Regions from separate parts of the Homo sapiens genome. Here all the other regions are linked to region 1. The links are chromatin contacts, found by Hi-C or POLR2A ChIA-PET in ENCODE. All regions are on one chromosome and are shown on one strand. The core of a region is the stretch at or near the end of the contact, and the rest is flanking DNA. Distances in the headings are between cores, read along the strand shown.

Evidence for each region. A loop is a pair of places that touch in the nucleus more often than their neighbours do. ChIA-PET counts read pairs that join two places held with the same protein, here RNA polymerase II (POLR2A). Pooled maps may share reads with other maps.
Region 2: a loop to region 1 is called in a pooled map, with 3 times the contacts of the local background. The contact joins two enhancer-like sites. A Hi-C loop is called at or near these places in 2 of 168 maps with a recorded cell type or tissue (GM12878 and ovary), 18 of 37 single-sample maps with no recorded cell type and 5 of 50 pooled maps. POLR2A ChIA-PET finds 5 or more read pairs at or near these places in 1 of 52 experiments (OCI-LY7).
Region 3: a pooled map shows a loop between it and region 1 (2.5-fold over the local background). The contact joins two enhancer-like sites. A Hi-C loop is called at or near these places in 1 of 168 maps with a recorded cell type or tissue (Caco-2), 1 of 37 single-sample maps with no recorded cell type and 8 of 50 pooled maps. POLR2A ChIA-PET finds 5 or more read pairs at or near these places in 3 of 52 experiments (MCF 10A, activated CD4-positive, alpha-beta T cell and activated T-cell).
Region 4: a loop to region 1 is called in a map of Caco-2, with 2.5 times the contacts of the local background. The contact joins two enhancer-like sites. A Hi-C loop is called at or near these places in 1 of 168 maps with a recorded cell type or tissue (Caco-2), 1 of 37 single-sample maps with no recorded cell type and 7 of 50 pooled maps. POLR2A ChIA-PET finds 5 or more read pairs at or near these places in 9 of 52 experiments (AG04450, CD4-positive, alpha-beta memory T cell, CD8-positive, alpha-beta T cell and 6 more).

Annotation. Positions count from the first base shown.
Region 1 is chr14:68,660,558-68,665,829 of GRCh38, reverse strand. The region is part of intron 2 of RAD51B-AS1 (RAD51B antisense RNA 1); the gene reads left to right. It also overlaps a transcript of RAD51B not described here. Among named protein-coding and RNA genes, the nearest start is that of RAD51B-AS1, 22 kb to the left of the region's middle. RefSeq lists an enhancer at 2,259-2,448. Within about 2 kb of position 2,372, at least 7 of the 41 ENCODE cell types and tissues checked have a DNase peak (open chromatin) inside an H3K27ac peak, as active enhancers do; they include CD8-positive, alpha-beta T cell and GM12878, where a contact is called at or near this core.
Region 2 is chr14:68,414,583-68,419,854 of GRCh38, reverse strand. The region is part of intron 9 of RAD51B (RAD51 paralog B); the gene reads right to left. Among named protein-coding and RNA genes, the nearest start is that of RAD51B-AS1, 270 kb to the left of the region's middle. Within about 2 kb of position 2,597, at least 5 of the 41 ENCODE cell types and tissues checked have a DNase peak (open chromatin) inside an H3K27ac peak, as active enhancers do; they include GM12878, where a contact is called at or near this core.
Region 3 is chr14:68,468,317-68,473,588 of GRCh38, reverse strand. The region is part of intron 10 of RAD51B (RAD51 paralog B); the gene reads right to left. Among named protein-coding and RNA genes, the nearest start is that of RAD51B-AS1, 210 kb to the left of the region's middle. RefSeq lists enhancers at 1,830-2,363, 2,364-2,897. Within about 2 kb of position 1,973, at least 7 of the 41 ENCODE cell types and tissues checked have a DNase peak (open chromatin) inside an H3K27ac peak, as active enhancers do.
Region 4 is chr14:68,813,135-68,818,406 of GRCh38, reverse strand. No RefSeq gene overlaps it. Among named protein-coding and RNA genes, the nearest start is that of ZFP36L1, 23 kb to the right of the region's middle. RefSeq lists enhancers at 1,300-1,349, 1,450-1,499, 1,374-2,113, 2,130-2,359, 2,440-2,659 and 1 more and a silencer at 1,600-1,989. Within about 2 kb of position 1,991, at least 41 of the 41 ENCODE cell types and tissues checked have a DNase peak (open chromatin) inside an H3K27ac peak, as active enhancers do; they include CD8-positive, alpha-beta T cell, where a contact is called at or near this core.

The DNA of each region.
Region 1 (5,272 bases), core at 1,123-3,622:
GCATGGTGTGGGATTCCCCAAGAAACAGGGGCATGGGTACCAGAAGAGAGTGGACGGGTGCTGATGGAGTAAGGTCACTTAAATAAGAAAGCTTAAACATTCATAATCTAGCCATTCGTGGAAAAGCACCTCTAGGGGCAGTACCAATGTGAAGTTTTCATCATTCTTTTGGCTGCCCCATGATCCCTTTCCATATGTGTTTGGTATAATCACCACTGCCAGGGCCATACAGTCCTATTAGTAAAGCGTCTTCCCTTGAGTTCTTCTCCTGACACCAGCTCTAATACCAGTGTCTTCCCTCCAGAGCCTGATTATAGACACAGTTTGGGATGGGTTGGGGGAAGTATATTTCTGATAAAGTGATGTTTCCACTTCACACATATGACTAATAGGGAACTTGGCCAGGAATAACTTTTTATACAGTTTTGGAAACCCTGGCCTAAACCATAAATCATAAGATGAAGCTCGATCCTTGTCTTTTAACTTAAAACTCAATATCCTGCCTGAAGGGCAGAGCAACAGAGGAGCCTGAGATAGAGTACCCAATGGCGTCATCCCACTGGGATAGCCCCCAGGCCTGTGACGAGGTCACCTTCCCATGGCATTGCCCTCCGGGGCCAGGCAGAAAGCCTGAGCTTGGCCCCTCACTCCATTCTCCTTGCTGTCTTGCCAACAAAAGCCTTAAAAGTCATGGAAACATCTCTGGTTTTCTAAGTCAAGAGATTCCAACAACAGAGGTCAAAGAGTCACATGGGAGTATGTGAAAGGGCAGATATATCTGGGCAGGAAGATGCTTACCCTTGGTGCATTATGTGAGTAGGGGAAGAAAGGGGCTGAAAGGACAGAAGGAACATGGCAGGGCTTAGGGCTCTCAGGAGAGAGAAATAGGAGTGGGGCACATTGGCAGAAGAGGCTGAGAAGAGGAGTTTCTCTCCCTGGTTGAGAATCCAGGGCATTTTTGTCATGGATTTCCATTAGGAGTCACATCCAGAAAACTGCCAAGCTTCTGACCCAGGAGATAGAGGATAAGAGGGCACAAGATGGCCCAGAGGATGAGTGGACACATTGATAGTTGAGTGGTAAAGGCTCAGGAGTAAGGATTGGGGTTGGAGCAGCAAATAAGCACATATGAACCCAATGTGATCAAATGCTAGCATGACAGAGTAGGTGGGAGATTCACTGGCAGCAAATAGGTATCCCGGGGTGAGGAAAGAGGGAATTGTGCTCTCTTTTCCAGCAGGGAGAGCTGTATTCCTCCATCTTGGCAGAAATTCCAGCTTTCACAGGGCCCAGATCTTTGGGGAAACTTGTTTTGCCCTATATCAGCTAAAAATAGTCGGGTGAAATGCGACTGACCAGAGAACCTTTAACCTCTTTCAGATTTAGCTTTTGGACAAAGTTAAGAGACTCTCTTCTGAGCTTATTTTGGTAAGAATATCATTGTGGGCGGGGGTGGATGTGGTGGGGAGAAGCTCTGTAAGGGCAGAGGTTAAAAGGTGCCACATTTTCTTAGTTTGAATCAGTAGGAATCATCCTTGGTGGTTGGGGGACTCTAAGATTATGTAGAAAAGAGATAGGGGAAAGGTGTCAGAAAGAATGTAACTACAGCCTCCTAGAGTAGTCTTTGCTAAAAAATTATGTTGACAATAAGTGATAGAATTGACTGCCTCTCTAGCTAATAAAATAACAGCAACAACAATGCTTATTTTTTCTTACTCCTGTTTGGGCAGGATTTGGGCAGATTACCTGAGGTCCAAATTCCCTGGTGGACATAAACAGGAAAACCTTGAAGCTTATTGCTAGCGTATTCTAGCACCAAAGCAATACCCTCAATGGTTAGAGTCTGTCTTAATAATAATCAGAATAACACATTTATCAAGTGCTTATAATGCACCTGATGCTAAATTTAATGTTTCACAAATATAATCACATAAAATCCTGACAAAGAATTTGTGAGAGGGGACTACTGCTCCCATTTTACAGAAGAGAAAGCAGAGGCTCAGAGAAGTTCAGTAACTATAGCTGGAAAGCGGTGGAAATCAAGTTCAATCCTGGTTAGTTAGACCACAAATTCCGTGCCTTTAACTCTTATGCTATTCTCACCAACACCTACACTCCCTCCCACGTCTAGCACTGTTAGGCCTAAGTCTTTAGGCAATGACTCAAAATATGAGTGTATTGGTCAGCGTTCTGGCAGGAGACAGACGGCACACTCAAATGGGGTAATTGAGCAGAATTTAGAAATGTCACTACTTACAAGTTATGCGTAAAGCTAAAGGAAGCTAACAAGGAAAGATGAAGCCCTCCAGGGCTAGCAGCGGGGGGAGCCTGAAGGGTAAAGGGGGCGAAGTGAAAGAGAAAGTATCTGGAGGAGAGAGCCATTCATCAGGGGCTATGGCCTTAGATACAGGGGCAGTGGAGAGACACAGCCAAGCAAGGGCCCATTACAGTAGAACCAGGAGGATAAATAAATATCTTGACCTTGTCCCACCCATCTCTCTCTCTCTCTCTCTCTCTCTTTGTTTTTGAGATGGAGTCTCACTCTGTCACCCAGGCTGGAGCACAGTGGCTAGATCTCAACTCACTGCAACCTCAACCCTGCTGGTTTCAAGCAACTCTCCTGCCTCAGCCTCCTGAGTAGCTGGGATTATAGGTGCGCACCACCACGCCTAGCTAATTTTTTGTATTTTTAGTAGAGATAGAATTTCACCATGTTGGCCAGGCTGGTCTCAAACTCCGGACCTCAGGTGATCCACCCACCTTGGCTTCCCACAGTGCTGGGATTACAGGGGTGACCCACCACGCCTGGCCCCACCCTCCTGTCTCTTGCTGGTGCCTCCCACTGGCAGAACCCAACTGAAGCCAGAGGGCAAGGGTGCCCAGTAATGCGGTCCACAAGGTCAGCTTCCTGGGGTACAGAGCAGTGGGGAGGAGGATGGGGTGGCTGTGGAGGGGCAAATGGAGATGCCCAGCATAATGAATTAACACGTACAGCTGTCTGAAGGCTTCTGCTTTGAACTCAGGGTTAATTTCTCTCATCTACAAGGAAAGGGATGGCTTATGAAGGCTTAGGAAAGAAAGTGATGATCGTTAGGAATCAGCATGGATTTACCAAGAAAAAAGATGACTACTCACTGTACTTTTTTGGAGGGAGGAGACAGGATTCCTAAGTTGGTAGCACATGGCATTGTGGTAGGCAGCAGAGCAGACAGCTCATGGCTCTCTTGAGAACAAGGAGGGCTGGAGACAGTGTCACTGGGACAGCTGGGGATGTGCTGAGTGGCCCTAAAGCTGCTAACAAACAGATGGATGTCAGCCTGCTGGGTGGTTCCATCCGTGTCCCAGAATCTCCCATGACCGTTCTGTTTCAACAGTTCTATTAGAGACTAGGAAGAACTTTCAGAGGCAGCTGACATCTTGGATAACAGAATTAGAATCTCCTAAGATCCCAAAACAGTTTGGATTCATGGTGGCTGAATGTAACAAGATGAAATATAATAGGATTAATGTACATCTGGAACCTTGGGGCTAAACAAATGGAATTTTATACATGCCCGGGATGGGGCAGGTGTGAAAGACTCAGGGGTGTGTGTTGACTGTAAAGTCGACGTGAATCAACCTGAACAGTTACCAAGAAAATTGGTGTCATCTTAGGTGACATTAACTGAAGAAGAGTGTTGAAGATGAGGGAGGTATTTCTCCTGCTGGCCTCTTTACTGGTCTGTCCCACTTGGAATGCCACTGCACTGCTTTTAAAGGAGAAGCAAAATGCAATGGATCGCATTTGCTGACAGCCATGGGGATGGGGGAGGGGACTGAGAGTGTGTCACACGAGAATGTGTGAAGGAAAAGCAGAAGAGATAAATAAGAGAGCTGGCAAATAAAAGAGAGGTTCTCAAGTGTCTGGAAGGTAGTCATGTTGAAGAGCCTTGTTGGTGGAGGACAGAAAGAGAGTACAAAGACCACTGGGTGATGGCTAACTGGGCCAGCCTAGAGCACAACCTGCTGGCAGTCAGAGTGGGACGTGAGGTGGTGAGTTGGCTTCCCTTAGAGATGTTCGCACCCAGGGCTGTTGGAGAAGAGACCTCTACCGGGCATGAAAAGGAGGGCGTGTTGTCTCAAAGGATCTCTGTTGAATTCCAATGCCTGGCCACATGAATATGTTTGCATGCCACGCCCCCTTCATGCTAACACTTCCTTGGGCATACCAACCCATGATGGAGTGCATCCGCTCATAGTTTTCAAACTTTGGAGCATCCAGCATTCTCCTTTAAGTGACCTTTGGGAATCTATGGAGATGCAGATTTCCCCAGCATCACAGAAGGAACCAGGGCTTTGGGGTCTGGCAGATCTGGGATTGAATTTCCCCCGGGCCACTTCTGGCTGTAAGATCTCAAACAAGTCACATTTGGCATCATCAACCCCTGGTGCAGACCCCTGGCAGGCACCAGGGATTCCAGCGCGTGCAGCAACAGCAACAGACATGGTTCCTGCCCTCAGGAGGCTTACTGCTCTGGTCTGTCTCCTGTTCTGTAAAGCGGGAATAATTTCTCCTGTTCTGCAGTGTGTTTGTGGAATATGTGGGAATCTCAGAGTTGGTTCCCTTTCCGTTCCTTTCCTTGCAAGGAGCACAAAACTATAGTCATTCACGGGAAACCACGGATACTCAGAAACCCTCAAGGGCCCTTGTGTGAAATCTGTCCCCCTCTTTCCTTTCAAAAAGGTTGCTGACATCAGGCCTGCCTGTCACTGCTTCCTAAATGGCTGGCCTTCCTCTGTGGCTGCAGCTCCGCTCAAGCCACCCATTCACTGACTTTCCCCTGAAGGCTCTAGGGGACTTTCCCCTGGAGACACTATACGCGATTTGGTGACATGTTGATGGCAGATGTGGGACAGCCACTCTTTCTTAGCAAGCAGGACTCCCTCATTTTGGTGGTCCTGGGTTTTGATCCTGCAGAGTTCTCAATGTTTTGGCTGGGTGAGAAGTCGGCCAGTTTCAGAATTCACTTATCAGCTGGAAACAAGTGGCTCTTCCTACCCATCTTTCAAGGTTCAGCCCAAACACCGCCCCCTCTGGGAGCATTGCCTAGTTTCTCCCCTTCCCCTAAACATTCTGTGCCGCATAACCAAGGACTGTCAAGGACTGGTCTCATTTCCTGTGTGTTCCCACTTTACAGAACAGGAGACAGATCAGAACAGTAGCTCCCTGAGGGCAGGAGCAGTGTCTGTTGCCGCATGCTCTGGAACCCCGTGTCTGCCCAGGCTCTGCACC
Region 2 (5,272 bases), core at 1,348-3,847, 250 kb after region 1:
CCACACAGGCTGCTGCCTGCCCTCAGCCTCTCTTCCTCCCTCTGTCCTGCCCTGCTTTTTCAAAATAAAGATTGACTGACTCAAAAATGTGATAACCAAAAAGCTCCCATGCTCGCAAGATCAGACAAAGTTGGTTCTCCCATTACACACCTTTAGCCTATGAAGATGGGGACTAGGGAGCCAGGATTTAAGGGAGATGTCCATGAGCACAAATGGCTGTCTGTAGGAGAGCGGTAGCATAGCCAGCCCTGTGGCAGGATGTTGTCTATAAGGAAAGTCACTTGACTGGGGAGTTCATGCTCACTGTGAAGTTTAACTTGGAAAAAGCCACATATTCAGATTTGGGTTCAAGAATTTAAAAGATGACTTTTATCTTGTAATTGATTGCAATGTGGGGTGAGATGGTGCTTAAATTTTTTTTTTTTCCTGCACAGTTCTTTAGGAGCTCTTTATAAACCACTGAAAGTCATGAGAGATATAAATATATCACCTGCAAACCCAATAATTTGATTGGGTTTGGGGACTTTTTTGCCTAGAATCTATCTACTAAAAGTCACCAGAGTAAAGTGAAAATAGCAACACATTCAGAATTGAAAGAATTGAATTTCTGTTCCATTTCTGCTACCTACTAGTTGTGTGACCCTGAATAAATTAGTTAATATCAATTGCTTACCGCCATCTGTAAAACAAAGGGGCTAGAATGGAGTATGAAACTGAAGAACACCCATGTAAGAATCACCCAAAGTGCTTGCTAAAAACTGCAGATCCTAGGCTTGGCACTGCCCTCACTGAATACAGCACTGGGGATGGGGCCTGGGATCTTCATTGTTCACAAACACCTGGGATTTTTAAATTTACTGTACTTGAGACTCACTGGAGAAGATGATCTCTAGACTGTATCTCAGATGGGCACTGTCATATTCTAAATGCTTTTTGTTCTAGTGAAAGTGCTGATTCATTTGTAAATCAGTTCATAGTTTAGGCAGGTATTGAACCCTTCTTTCCTTTTTACTTTCCCTAGCCAATGAGGTTGCCCATTTTCTTCTCACTCACAGCTAACCAGCTAAGGCTAAAATAAAACATCCTGTCCAATCTTCATTCTCAAATGAGCCAAATAAATTTCAAGGTCCTTGACTTTCAGGGCAGCGCCTTGTCCAAGAGATCTCATAGCTGTTTCCGATGTTGTTTCCCAACTGAAAATATTTTTCTTCCCAAGCCAGACAACAGGGTCTTCAATTTGGTTCCAAAGCCCTGTGTCTCTTCTACTTCCTGCAACTGCTCAGATTTCTCTAGAAATCTCCTGCCCAGGTATTTGGCCTAGTTTACTTAGCAAGTTAGAGCAGGCAGGGTCACTGCACAAGGGGAATTGGTACCAGACAAACAGCATATAAAAATAAAATAAGTCAGAGCTGGAGGAGAACAACAGAGGTGATAAAATGCTAGTGAAATGAGTGGCTCATTAAAGGGTAAACCACCTACATGCTCTGTAAGAGGACCAGTCATTTGTCCTGTGATGGTCAGAGCTCATGCGCCTCAAAGAGAGAAGTAAGGACATGTGCTAAGTCTGCCATAAAAAGAAATGTTTTCAGTTTAAATATATCAATACATGTATTCTTCCTTCTAGATATGTCCTTTCTACTTTTTGGTGTTAAAGTGCCTTTACCTTTTTGAAATGGTGGTAACGGTTAATTTTGTAACTATATTTGATAAAAAATGATGTTTAAAACATCATGGTGGTATACTCTGGTTTCTCTTCAAATCGCGTAAATCTTTCGCCTTTTAAAACATCATGGTGGTTCTCTCACCCGTGTTTTGTTTTTATTTTATTTGGCTCAAAATCTCCTAGGAAAGACTGACTCTCCACCTTAGCAAAGGTACACGGTCTATCGTGGTCAAAGCATGGGAAAGGGGACCCTTCATCTCCAGCGTGGGAGTCATTGTACCTGTGTATTTTCAGCTGGCAATTTCCAGCGGAACCCTCTTAAGAGAAAGTTCTCTCTACTTGAGCTCATTCAGAAATAGTGATTTCTTGGATATATTGACTTTTTTCAAAGGGAGTCCCATGGTTTGCTTGTTTGTTTGTGGGTGGTAGGAAAGATACAGGTATTCTTATCTCAAATGTGGAGATGGAAATGGGAGATGACCACTTGGGTGTCTGTGTTGCCCTTTCTCAGTCCCTGCACTGTGAGTAGCAGCTCATTGTATTCATTCACTGGGACCACACACTTTCCGTAGGATTTCCTCAGATTTTAATACATTTGCCTAGTGCCTAGTGCCAATACATTGCCTGAAAAAAGGGATTCTTTTAATGCCACCATTCTGGGTTCCCCTTTTATTTATTTCCCCAATCCACTTAATACCTGTTAGAGCACTTCTGTTGCAAGAGTGTGGGCAGGGGCTTGGATTTCACACTTGAGCAGCTCTGGAAAGGGAGGAGACATTTATACCCAAGATAATGTACTTGACTGGATTTTATGTTCCCTTTGCTATTTCTATAGGTATTTATGCTTAAAAAGAGTTTTCATCTACCCCTGCAGCACAGCCGAACTTCTCCTCTGGCGGGATCTAGTCACACACACACATACTCACATAATCCTCCTTGCCTAAAAACAGCAGGTGAGCTGGAGTAGAAAACAAGAGAACAAGTACAGCGACCTGGAACCATGCCACCAAGGGAGAGAGGTTCCTTTTGAGTTAGGGCAACTAAGCCTGAATCCTTCTTTGGAGGAATCTAGGAGTAGGGAGATATACAACTATGACTTACATCAGGTAAAACATCATCCTCGATATCTTTCTTTGGGTGAATATGAATATAAGCCTGACATGCTGCCCCACATCTACCCTTTAGCTTATCTGGGAAAAAAAATTTATCAACTTTTCTTTGGTTATTCAGTCTTTCATTAAGCCTGTCCAACCACAGAGAGGAGAAGTTAAGACTTGTAGAAGATAGCAACAAAGATTTCCTACCCTCCTCATGCTATCTGGTCCCTGAAAGCAGCTGCAGAACCCTTCTCTCCCTCAGCCTGGGTCTGTGTTTAGGGTTCTGGCTTGCTTACACAAAGGCTATCCCATAAGATTCCAGGGGAAGCCTGACTCCCATCCTCCCATAGACTACAGCAGGCTGGTTCTGCAAAAAGTATTCCTATCTTCAGTATTCTTACAGTATTTCTATTTAAGTATCTGCTTATAATTGTCAAGGTTTGATGCTAACATTTTAAACCGACAATTACTAACATTTTAAAGGAATGGTTAAATTGTAAAACTCAATTTCTATGCGGAAGAATGATTCTAAATAAGCAGTCCTTCGTCCTTCAGACTGGGTTCACGAGTAGCTACAGGGAGTGCATTTCTTTTTCTTGCTTTCTCTCTCTCTTTCAAAATAAATGTATCTACTGTGTAAGTGTCAAGCACTGCCCTTACATTTGAGGGTATGCAGATAAATTCAGTTATAGACCTCAAGGGGCTCATAATTCAGGGCTCAGAAGTCTAAGAATAGAGACAAGGGCCAGGTGCAAGTGTGGGCCAGAGGGAAGAGGGACGGATCACAGCTGGTGTCAGGGAAGTCTTCACAGTGATGATATTTGAGTCTTCGAAAATATAAAATGGACACTGAGAATCCTATCACCAGAAAGGAAACATTGAATATTTCCAAGATGCAAAGAAATACTTCCAAGATGCAATACTTCTAAGATGCAAAACTAGGACTTTGAGAAAAGCCTACAGATTCAAGTGTGGATCAGCAGCTTGAGTGATATTGGTTCTGTCAACAATTTACTAGGTACTTCAGGCTCGCCCCTCAAGCATCCCATAATTTCAGGGTGCCTCCTAAATAGAAATGAAAATATTATTAGAAAGTTCATTTAAATAAACCTCCTATATGAAAAAAAGACCTCTTTCCAATTTGTTGAAATAAGAGAGTCATAATATTTATTTCATCAAGCGGGTGTGAGGCTTAGTCAGGATTCATTTACTTCATTACTCTTTCTAGGGCACTTGAAAATTTATATAATCCCATTTGTAGTTTGTAAGACCAGACTTCATGAGGATTTGAGGAGAAATTGTATAAATGTGAATATTTTTATCGAGTTTTTCTTCCTTCTTTCAAGTATAACCAGCCTTACTCTAGCTTTTCCAGCCCTCGCTAGAAGGCACTTTGTAATAGCAAGAGTTTCCCAAGTGAAGGCCTCGGCCACTCCTCTCTGCCTCATGCTCTGCCTCATTCATCGCTAGAGAACCTTCCTTAGTGCCAGGACCCCCCATCTCCTCTAGACTTACTTCATTCACTGTGCTCTTACTGCAAGTCCGGTTTACATGCTTATCTGTTTCCTCAAGTAGACTGTGAACAACCAGAGGGTATCAACCATCTCTTACCTGTTTTTGTTTTCTTGAATCTCCAGCGCAACTAGTTACACAGTGACTAGCAGAGAAGAGGTGATTAAATAAAGGTTTGTCAAATGAATGAGTGCCCAAACCCTCTGCTCTTGTTACAAGGCAAAACCCAGCCTGTGCCCTCTGACGATGCAGCCTATCCTCCTGTTTGTTCTTCAGCTGCAGCTCACTCTACCCCAGCACCTCCCCTTTCTGACTACCTGAATCTTATCTATTATTTAAGGCAGAGGTTCCCAACCTTGGCTGCACATTAGAATCACATGGGGGAGCTTTACAAATAAAATAAACACTGATGCTCAGCTCTACTGGCAGAGATTTTGATTTAACTGGTCAGGGTGGGGCATTGGCATTGGTATAAATGCTCCTGTGATGAGCCTTAAGTGCAGCCAGGTTTGAGAACCACTGATTTTTTTTTTTTTTTTTTTTTTTTTTTTGAGACAGAGTCTTGCTCTGTCACCCAGGCTTGAGTGCAGTGGCACACTCTCTACTCACTGTAACCTTTGCCTCCTGGGTTCAAGTGATTCTCCTACCTCAGCCTCCTGGGTAGCTGGGACTACAGGTATGCGCCACCACGCCTGGCTATTTTTTTTTTTTTTTTTTTTTTTTAGTAGAGATGGGGTTTTACCATGTTGGTCAGGCTGGTCTCGAACTCCTGACCTGAGGCGATTCACCCACCTTGGCCTCCCAAAAGTGCTGGGATTACAGGCATGAGCCACTGCGTCCTGCCGAGAATCACTGATTTTAAGGTAATACTCAAGTCTCACCTTTTCCTGAAAAGACTTAATATGCCTCTGATGATGTTACCTTCCTTTAGAGTCAAAGCAGTTACTGTTTTAACCACTCATTAGACAACAAATCAAACACTGCCTTGTAACAGTACCTC
Region 3 (5,272 bases), core at 724-3,223, 190 kb after region 1:
AAATATTGTAAAATCTCTCTTCAAGGCTGATTGCCAGAAAAAAAAAGTAAACAAAGCAGAGAGCCTGTGTGAGAAGATGTCATGGAGGGAGGGGATGTAAAGTGAATGTGCACAGGGGAGAAGAGAACTGAACAGATACGAGTCCTTCCTCTCCTTTCTCATCTCCCTGGGAGGTCCCACACTAAGAGGCAGGCAGAAGCAGCAAAGGAGAGCGCCTTGGCCTAGACAAACTTTCCGAGGCTGCAGTGGCACCTGGCAGGCTGGGGACAATGTGACAGGCCTGCTTTGCCTTCTTCTCCATGACCTCTGGGAGAGGAGTTCACTCTCTTTGCTCCATTGAGTTCCAGGGCTCTTTGCCCAGGCTCCTACAAGAATGCCAGGCTGTGCCAGGTGCGGAGGTGGTATTTACCATGCAGATACCTCTGTACCTGGATGGAAATAAATTGAGAATCTTCTGGGTCACTTTGAGTCCAGCAGCATAAAACATTTTGATAGGTTACTGATTCAAACTGAAATCTGATGAACTCAAGTGGTGGTATTTGGGGGGACATTTTTGTCAATAAATCATCCAGCTGGCTCAGTGACTAAAAAAATGGGGTGGGAAAACTTAACGCAAGTTTGTGACAAGGGAACAAACAGAAGAGATTAATGCCTGTCCTGATACATTTCAAAAGGTGATCAAACTGTTCTTGATTGCAAAAGCAAAGCAAGAAAGATGAGGCACATAGCTTTCCAGCTCTAAAAAAGATCGCTGTTGCTTTGTTTTCTGTTTTCTTCTGCCACCCTATGCCAAGTGGTTGGAGATATGGGAAACTAATTTCATCTCCAGCACCTTCTCCGGACCTGTCTCAGGGTGCCCTGGTCTCCCCAGCTCCCGCTCATTCAAACCTACACTAATAGACGACAGCCCCAGGATCCAAATTAAACCTGTCATACCTGACTTTGATTTTGCAAAAATGATATAAAAAACACACTTCTGTCTTACTGAGGAACTAAGCCACTATCTTCTGTCCTGTTCCAAACAACCTGGCTTTTCTTTTACAAATCCTCCCCAGATCCCTGAGGAAAGGAGTAACGGGGAGGCTGTGCTAGATCAACCCTTCATTCCCCTGGACCTCCCCTTCCTTAGGTTCTGTTTCACCAAGTCCGCAGGTGTTTGTGCCTATGAGCCCCTGAAAACTAGGAGGGCTCCCGGAGAGCTGGGACCTGGGTTTTCCTCTAGGCCTCCTGCAGCGCCAGCAACACAGCCCAGCTGCTTTCAATGACAGAATCTTTATTCTTGGCCTTGAGTCCCAGCTGTGTTCTGGGTGGCACAACATTCGGGGCTTGCTAAGGGAACAAAGGACATGACCAGAGGAGAGGTGGGTCAACCTGGAGCTCACTGTAAACTCCCTTTCCTTTCTGCTGCCAGATGCTTCTGTGGGCACACACCATTAAAGCTGATTCCCAGAACCAACTCCTGCTCTTACCTCTCCACTAGGCCCCAGCACACTTGAGCATCACTCTAAGAGGCTAGCCAAACTGCTGAGCTTTTTCACTTAGTGGGCACTGAGACTTGCATGGTGAACTCTGGGGACCAAAGGAAAAATGGATTCATGAGATCCCCTCCTACCCCAACATTTCCCACTTCATTGCACAGAGAGGCTCAACTCTCTCTCTGCCTGGGATCTCAGAGTCCAAACCCTCAGGAAACTGGTGGCTGTGAGCTCCCTCTCCTTTGGGGCCTAAGTATTTCCAGCATCCAGAGGCCAGGATCCCAGACAAACGCTGGACAGACAAAGGAGATGCAAACAGGATGGTATTACCATGTTAATGGCCTGAGTTGAGGCCTCCTGAAGATGCTGGGAGGAGGGGGGTTCTTTCATTTACTTTTTTTCTTCCTTTTTTTTTTTTTTGCAAAAGGAGAATAGTTCCGCTTTCTATTTTACTACAACAATAGCATGGACCGGCTCCTTCAAGAGTTTCAAAAAGCAGCCTGAGAAATCTCTAACCAGCCCCTCAGTCTCTCCAGCCTGCCGCTTTATTGTCCTTCCCATCCCAGTGAACAAAGGGGAGGGAAGGGTAGAAGTCCCCCAGTTGCTGACTGTTCTCAGCATCCTAATCCTTGAGAACCGGTGAGGGAAATGGCCTGTGGAGCTGGTAAATCGAATTCTGCCCTCACCTTTTATTCCCTCCCTCTGCTTGAGCACTCAGGAGTTCTTCAGGTATTATAAAATCTCCGGGCTAGCAGGCCAGTAGGCATCTTGGGGCTTGCCAAGGGATAAAAGGCACTGAGGGATCATTCCCTACCCCCACGGGTAGCTGGTGTGGTTGGCTTGTTTCCACCATCCAGGTGGCTCTATTGAAGACCGAATGTCGGCCACAGTGGCTGGCGGCCTCCCTTCTAGTTGGCAGCACAGGAGCTGCCCTGTCTGTCTCTAAGTCCCTGGACATGGGCTGCACATCCCACCCAGAGCTCCAGGTGCCAACCTCCACACCAACTCGGGGCTCACCTGCCAGTGCAGCTCCTCATGTAAGAAAAGCTACTTGGCCTTGACTGATGGTACCTTTCCAAGTTTTCCACCCAGGGACCAAGGGTTTCTTTGCTTTAAACCTGGGGAATCATGCAGGTGTCTTTTAGTTTGGTCATGTGGTAAGAAGGGGGAAAAATTAGCTTTGATGTTGCAGTATGTGGAGATCTCAAGGGTACAACTGGGCTGAGCTAAGGGAATGATGAGTACATCCTCTCCTAGGAGGATCGGACAAAGCTGATGTGACAAGGCTGTTAGAGATCCCGCAGGATGGTTACAACAATCCACGTAAGAAAAACGTTTTATGCTGCAGCCCCCACACAAACTCATAATGTATGTGGACATTCACAAACACACAATCACACAAGAAATATTTTATGAAATGAAACAATATGTGTGATATAATCTGATATTTTTTCTTCACTCTTTCTTCTGTCTTCTCTCTCTCTCTGTTTTCAAATGCTGGTTGTGATTCATCAATTTCACTTCATGACCCACCAATGGGTTGCGACAGTTTTCAAAGTCTTGAATCAAGGTTAATGTTTTCATTTTCCAGCTGACAAAAGCAAGGCCCAGAGATTTTCTCAAGATCATACCAAAGCTGAAGGTAAAATCCAAAGGTTCTTTCTAGTAAATGAGGGGCCTGCATTTTCTGGGGACCTGCATTTTTTGTTTTCCCAAAGTCTTTGGGAGCACACAGCAAGAAGGCAGAGTGTGCCAAGAGGTTTGTTTTCAAGGGCATTGCTGGTAAAAGCAGAGGTGTTCCACTGCTTCTGGGAAACCTCAGAGAGGGATGTGTAGCTTGGGGGAGTGGGATAGAGAAAACAACTTAGAAAGCAACCAGGTGAGGTTCTGAGGTCTCCTAACCAAGCATTTTATTTACTGGTTGTTGTTCTTGAATTATAAGACATTTTCCTGAATTTTTCTCTTTCCTGGACACAGCTCCAGGTCAGCCTCCTTTAGTGATCCACTTTCTCCCCTGTTTTCCAACTTTTTCGAAAAGTCATTCCTTGCAGTTTTTTAAACTCTACCAATTCATTGTATTTCCAGGCTCTACTTTCTCTAAATAACTTTCTCTTCCCTCTTAAAATCATGATCTTAGCAATGAACATCAGAGAGGCAACTCAGTGACTCTTCTTCTCACAAATGTTATCCCAAAAGTTATCCAGATTTGACCGGGCTTAGAAATGCTATTTAACAAAATGCCTAGTGATCAGGGTGCGTGTATCACATCAAGCCTCTTCACACACGTCATCTGAGCAGAACAAACTTTTTTCCTCCTGAAATTGTCTTGTAATCTTCCATAGAATTTCTTGAAATCTTCAACGAAATTTGCTACTTACTATACTTCTAATCTTTTAAGAAGGCCTCTAAAAATGAAGAGCTGAATGCCACCCTGTGTACTGGGTAAATAAAAGTCCAGCTTTCTGATTGCTTATTAGTTATACACCCGTAGAGAGTATGTAACAAAGAGGCCTGCTGTTTGCTTTGCTTAATCTGGTGTTAAAATCTCTGCTCCTTTGTCAGAAAACACTATTTGCAATTGTAAAAAAAAATATTTACCAAGGAACTTGGATAGCATAAGTCAAAGGCTAAGAGCCAAAGGTCGTAGTTCTCACCCCAAATTTCGTGGACCTGAGAGTCCCCGCTGTGGAGCTCAGCTGCACCAAACAAACATGCCGCTTTGTGAGTCCATTAAGAAGCAGACATTTTAGAAGGGGAAGGAAAGGGAAGGCTGCAGCCTGTTCCTTAGTTAGAAGCATGAACTCTCCAGCCTGCCCTGCATATTCCCTGCTAGGTCTTTGCACTGCATTGTGTCTCCATGGGGAAATTACAGGGACTGCCCTGTTTCATAAACCTGGGAAAAATATTTAACTTATAAATCCTTCAGGGCAGGACTTCTCCCATGGACAGCAGTGACAATATGCTCCTCTAGGGTCAGGCCAGATATTCACCTAAGCATCTCTGTGGTTGGGGTCTCCTGCCCCACAGCAGAGGACAGATGTATATCCTGAGCACTTCTGTGCAGATCCTTCCTCATCCACAAAGCAGTTTTGTACATCTGACATTGTGGGCTGACTCTTCTAACAGTGCTGGAATTTACCCCTTCATGTTAATTGCTTTCTGGAAAGACCTGTAATCGGGTGCCTTTCCTAACCACTGGCGTATCTAGCATCTGAGAATGAATCACCATTGTAGATCAGTGAGTTCCAGGATGTGGCCTCAGGGTGCTATACCCTAAGCAAGAACTCAGCTCCTTCTAAGTCCTGGGCTCACGTCACAAGGTGCAGGTCCTAAAGGTCTGGTCCCCAGCAGGAAGACCATGTCAGGACAGGACAGGAAAAGGAAACAAGATAACCAGAAGGAGTCAGGGAAGTAGGGCTCATGGAGCCATGACATTGTGCCCCAGAGGCTGCCAACCCAGATGGTTCTTTAGCTTGTTAAGCAAGAAGGCTCTGGGGCAGCACTGGCTCCTCACCTCCACACTGGTGTCAGAATCATTGCCCACTTCATGCCATAGGATCTGCAAAGAGGAATGGGGTGGTAGCAATTCCGAGCTTTCTTGGTTTGATCCTCATGTTTTGATTGTCTCATTCTGTTAGGAAATTCTGTAGGTCTCCTTCGGCCCTACCTCAATCTTCTCTGTCAAATTCTTGCCACAACTGCCGCTCTCTTGCTCTCACTAGGGTAAATATCACTGGCCAATGCATCTTGGTTTTTGATTCTGTCTGGAGCTAGCTTCTATCAGAACCATAGCACTA
Region 4 (5,272 bases), core at 742-3,241, 150 kb before region 1:
TTCAGATGTGAAAACGGGACAGAAGGGACTGAGCAAGGTAACAGGATTAATGGGATGATACCTCCTTGTCAGCACAAGGGATAAAGTGGCAGTGGTTGGTGGTCATCCTGGCCCCTGCCATCAAGCTGGCATTGATACAAAGTAAGAATCATTAGAACACTAGAATTCCTGGCTGCCATTTGTCAGCCTGGCCCACCTGCAATGAGTGACCCCAGGGATGTTTGGGTGGGGTGGGGGTGCACACAGCAGGCTGGAGCTGAGACTGGGGCGGGGAGGGTGTACTCCACCTACCTGCCCTCCAGGGTGCTTGGCGCCTCCTAGGGCAGGCTGGCCTCTTTGTGCCATGCCCCACAGAGCATTGCAGTGATCCTAGTGCAGAGCACATAGTAGGTGCTTAAAAATGCTCATTGGAGAAACAGCTGGATCCTGGACTGCAGGAGGGAGGAGATGGCACACTGAGGGCATTGATGGGTAGATGGTAACATCATGTCTGTTCATCATTACTCAGCAGACCTGGTTCCATCAGATGTGACTGCCCTTCAGGCCTTACAGAAGGTACCTACATAAATCTGCTCAGGCAAAGAGAAGTTTGTGGGCTGTGGGCACCTGGCTGGGGTTCCTCAAGGTGGAGCATTCTTCTTGGCACTGACGGGGGTAGCTAAGATCTGAGCATGCAGGCAGGCCCTCTTCTCCCCTGGATGCTGCCCTTCTGAGGAGGCAGCTCTGTGGGTACCAGAGGCATGGGCCTAGGAGGCTGTGACCCCCTGCCTGGCCCCCTACCAGTCTCTGCTTCTACAGACAGGGTCTGCATCTTACCTGCTCCTCCTGCCAGTTCCAGTCCCCTCCCCATTCCCCTCAGGACCTCATCCCTCCTCCTGGCCTCAGCTTAAGGGTTTCCTCAGAGAGGTCTTCCTCAAGAACCTTCCCATCCCAAATCTAAATGAGTGCCCCATTTATATATGTTCTCTGAGCACCTGATTCTTTTCCTTCATAGGAATTTGAAAGTCTTTTCAAATGGAATCTTATATTTCTTTCTAGGTGATTTGTTGAAACAAGTCTGTCTCCTCCGTTAGACTAAGCTCCGCGAGGGGTGAGAAAGTTGTTCCGTCCACTCGTCCTCCGGGGCTAGCAGGACATATTCTGTATTAAATGAGTAGATGACAGAAACCCCGTGAGAGAAAGAGTGAGCCGAGCCAGTGGTTCTCTAAGTGTGGCTCCAGGACCAGCGGACCAGCAGCTCAGCATCGCCTGAGGATTTGTTAGAAATGCAAATTCTCTGACTTGGTTGGGGGACCCAGCAATCCGGGTTTGAAAGAACTGTCCAAGGGGGGATTCCTGTGCACACTGAAGTTTGAGAACCACCGAAGGCGGCAAATCCCCTGCTGTTGGGTGAGTGTGCACTGTGGCAGCTTTGGTGACCTGTAAGAGGAACCATGGATGAGCAAACCCCACCTTCAAATGTAGCAAAGGGCAGAGAGAGGGTGGACACGTCACCCAGACCCCCAAAAGGGGCCCAGACGTGTTGTTCGGCGAGCTGGCCACTGGAGGGCAGTGTGGCCACGTCCATCGTGCTGCCTCCGAGGGCTTCCGGGGGAGAGCGGCCGCGGGAGGACGGGAACGAAGCCGTAGCGAGAACCTCGCCCCACGCCGCAGCCTCCTGCAGCAGCGTCGGCTCGCCGGCCCCTTGCGTTCCGAGCCGCCCAGGGAGCTCAGCCGCCGCAGCCCCGGCCCCTGTGTCTCCCCTCGCGGGCCGGGCCTGGTGTGCACGTCTGGATGGCCTCGGGCCTGGAAGGTTTGCGAGGCCCCGGGAGCCGCAGACCGCGCCGGGGAGGAGATCCCGGCAGGCCGGCCGGGGCAGAGCGCCAAGGAGGGCGGCGGAACCTTGGCTGTTTCCCGGGAGGCCAAGGGCAGCCTTCCCGCGTGATCCGCGCGCTGCCGAGCGCGTCGGCCATCTTGGCGGCCTCGCCCGGGCCCCGCGCCCGGCCCGGCTTGGTTCTCGCTCGCGGCTGAGCAGACGCCGGGGTGGCGACGGGAGAGCCCGACCGCGAAGCTCGGCCGCAGGAGTGCGTGGGCGTCGCAGAAGCCCAGGAGAGCCCTGGACCTTGGTAGCTTCCCGGGGGTGCTGGGAAACGCCACCCCAGTAGCCGCCAGGAAGGCAGGCCTGAGCCTCCGAGCCTCAAGTGAATTGGATGGTGCCAGTCGCCCTTCTTCTTTTTGCCCCATATTCAAAGAGCGGGAAGTCAGAGGGCGTTAAAGTAGGTCACAGCGGTCAGCAGGTTTTTGTGGGGCAGGCAAGTGGCAGGGTCCAAGGCCAGGCGTAGTATCTGGTTGCCTAAGATGCTTGGGCAACTCCTTCACCGGGCACACCAATCTCCGAGCCAGAGGTCAGGGACTGGCCCCGCGGAGCTGGCTGCAGGCGGCCGATGCATTCCAGTCCCTGACCACCATGGGGACTTGAGGTGCCATTCTGAGGAGCCCCAGGCCCCACCACGCCTGTTGCCTCTGTCTAGAGTAGTTCACACATGGATGCTGTCTCTCTGGTACTTGGGTGTTTCTCAGGTTCCAGAACATCCGTTCATCTTACCAGTCCTTCAAGGTTCAGCTTAAAGATCAGCTCCACCAGGAAGCCTTCCTGGATTTCCCCTCTTAGTTTCCAACAGAATCCGTCTCTTCCGTTCTCTGCCCACCTTGAGTAGCAGTAGCTTCAGCTGTAGACTCTCCTGTTTTTCCCTTACAGTCTTTGTTGCTGCATCCTCTTTCACTGAATTGTTGATGTGAGACCCTAGACTCTCTTGTTTTTTCGTTACAGTCTTTGTTGCTGCATCCTCTCTCACTGAATTGTTGAATTGTGAGACCCTGTGAGGGTCGGCACCCTGTGATACTGGCCAGGAAAGGGTTGTTGCAAGGGGATCATGGGATTGTTGAATGGGTTTTGATCTGGATTTTGATGTTGGAAATCAAGTTCCCAAATGTTTTCAACCTTGGGTAAAGGAACATGTAATGGTGTTTTTTAAGGCTGTCATGGAATCCTTTTGTGTGTTTAATTGCTTTGTTATTTTAGTAGAAATGTCAGGGTGTCAGAGGAACAAAAGCCATGGGTCTGAGCCCAAGCAAGAAGACAAACCACTGAGCCCGTGCTGGGTGCTTCCTCTGCGTGGCCTCAGGGTCAGGGCCTGTCAGATGGAATGGCAGGCTGCGGGTCCAGCCCCAAGGTCCAACCAAGGAAGCTCCTGGGGCCTTGGCCGAGCTTGAGGCTGTGATTTCAGACTCCTCGCTGGTCTAGGTCGGTATTTCAGAGGAGGCAAAAGAGAAAGTGCCTTCACAGCCTTGGAGAAGACTGGGAGCTAAAGGAGACATCCTTGCTTTTTCCTTTTAAAATAATAAGCCAAATGTTCTCCCATGAAGGACTCCAGAAAACCCCGTTCATGCCTCACCCACAGATGATTTGCTGAATGCTCATTAAGGGGAAAACAAAGAGGTGGTTTTGTTTATTTATTTAAAAGGAAAAATAAATGAGCTGTGACAAAACAATTTGAAACCAGGCCCCTCTGAGACCTGGGCTTTCACTTCCTTGATGGGAAGTAAAACAGAGAATCAAATCCCCCTCCAAATAAAAGTGAAGTTAATAATCAGACAGCTCGAGCCCTGGCCACATCCTGTCAGCCCCCTCCCTCCCTAGGCTCTCTGTTTATAGCTGCCGAGTGCTTTCCCTCCAGAGCCCAAGCCGGCTTAACCCTTTCCTCCCCATCCAGGGAAGCCCAACCCTGCTCTTGAGACTGGAGGTGGGTTCCTCACACCCACTGGTGCTGGCCTAACCTCAGCAAGCGGTGGCTCTCCCCAGGCCTGCCGGCATGGGCCTGTGTCCCCCACAGGGCAGCCAGCTTGGATTTGAGTGATATTCTCTGCTTGTCCTGCACAAAGCCTGAAAGTGTCACCTTTCCTCTCCATACCTCCAGGGGAAGACTAGGCCAACCCATTCCCATTCCAGACGCCATGCAGCTTCTATAGCCCGGTGGGCTCCAGAAAGCTGCATTCTGACAGAAAGAGGCACAAATCTTTGGGGTTTCTGGTCTGCACAGAGAGCAGCACTCTGTGCATGTCTCTGGGCTACTTTCTGTGAAAACTTTCCACTTCCTTCAAATGCCTTCCATTGTAGTAGCATGTTGATTTCTTCCAGAACCCCATGGGGTCAATAGTAGCACATCCCACTGGGCAGAGGAGGGCCCCTTGCTAAATTAATTTTGAGTTCTCTACTGTTCTAGGCAACGACTCTGCCCTATAGGGCCATAGTTATCCTCATTTTACAGAGGAGGAAACAGGGGTTAAGTACTTTGCCCAATGTTACAGAGCTAATACATAGCAGAGCTAGGATTTGAACCCAGGCATTCTGGCCCCGGCGTGCCCTTAGCCTTTGCACTCAAGGTTTAGCAGCCAGAGATTGCTCTCTTCTCTGGAGCCAGGGGGCTTTCAGAAGCTCAGGATAATCTTATGACTGCATTGTGAAGGTCTCAAAGCCCAAGGACCTTTCGAGAACATTCTTGAGTTTTGTCTTGGGCTCTCCAGCCTCCTTTCTTGTTTCCTCTTATGGGAGAAGAGGGAGCAGGTGGAGCCAGTGCAGGGCTCCATCCATTCTCCTCCAGAATCAGCAGGGTCAAGATGTGGCTGGATGTGAATCCTCCATCCCTTCATCTGGCTGGCAGACTTAGAGCAAGAACCCAAAGACTTGGTGTGGCCACTCTGACGGTGGTCTGGATGACCTTCTGCTTAGGTTCCCTTGTCTCCTCCAGTCTTGTCACCCAAAGTCCCAAATACCCGCTTCTGGCTGAAGCTTGTCAGCAGGAGGCCACCCACACAGTAGCCTGGAGCGTGAACTGGCTGTGCAGGCCACCTGCCTCTCCTGGGAGTCCTGCGTGCCATGGCTCCTTGATTTCTTCTTAGAACTGTATCTCTTGCCTGGCCACTTTTGCACAGCCATTTGGCAGGGCCTTTGCACCAGTGAAGGTACATTGTGGTGTATAGAGGCCTTCAGGGACCACTTGCCTGAGACTCAGCTCCTTTTTGGGAGATGTTGCCACGCCCAGGGTCTGCTGTTTGTCTAGAGGACCCTGAACCCCATCTTTGGGAAGGGTTGGTCTGCTGCAGGTCTGCTTTCTGGGGGTGCATTTTGACATTCAAAGCCATGGACCAGAGTGGGCAGTGCCTTACTCTTCATTTTCCAAGTAATTCTTCAACTAGAGAGAGCTGTGGTGGCTCTATCCCAACTGCCCTGTTC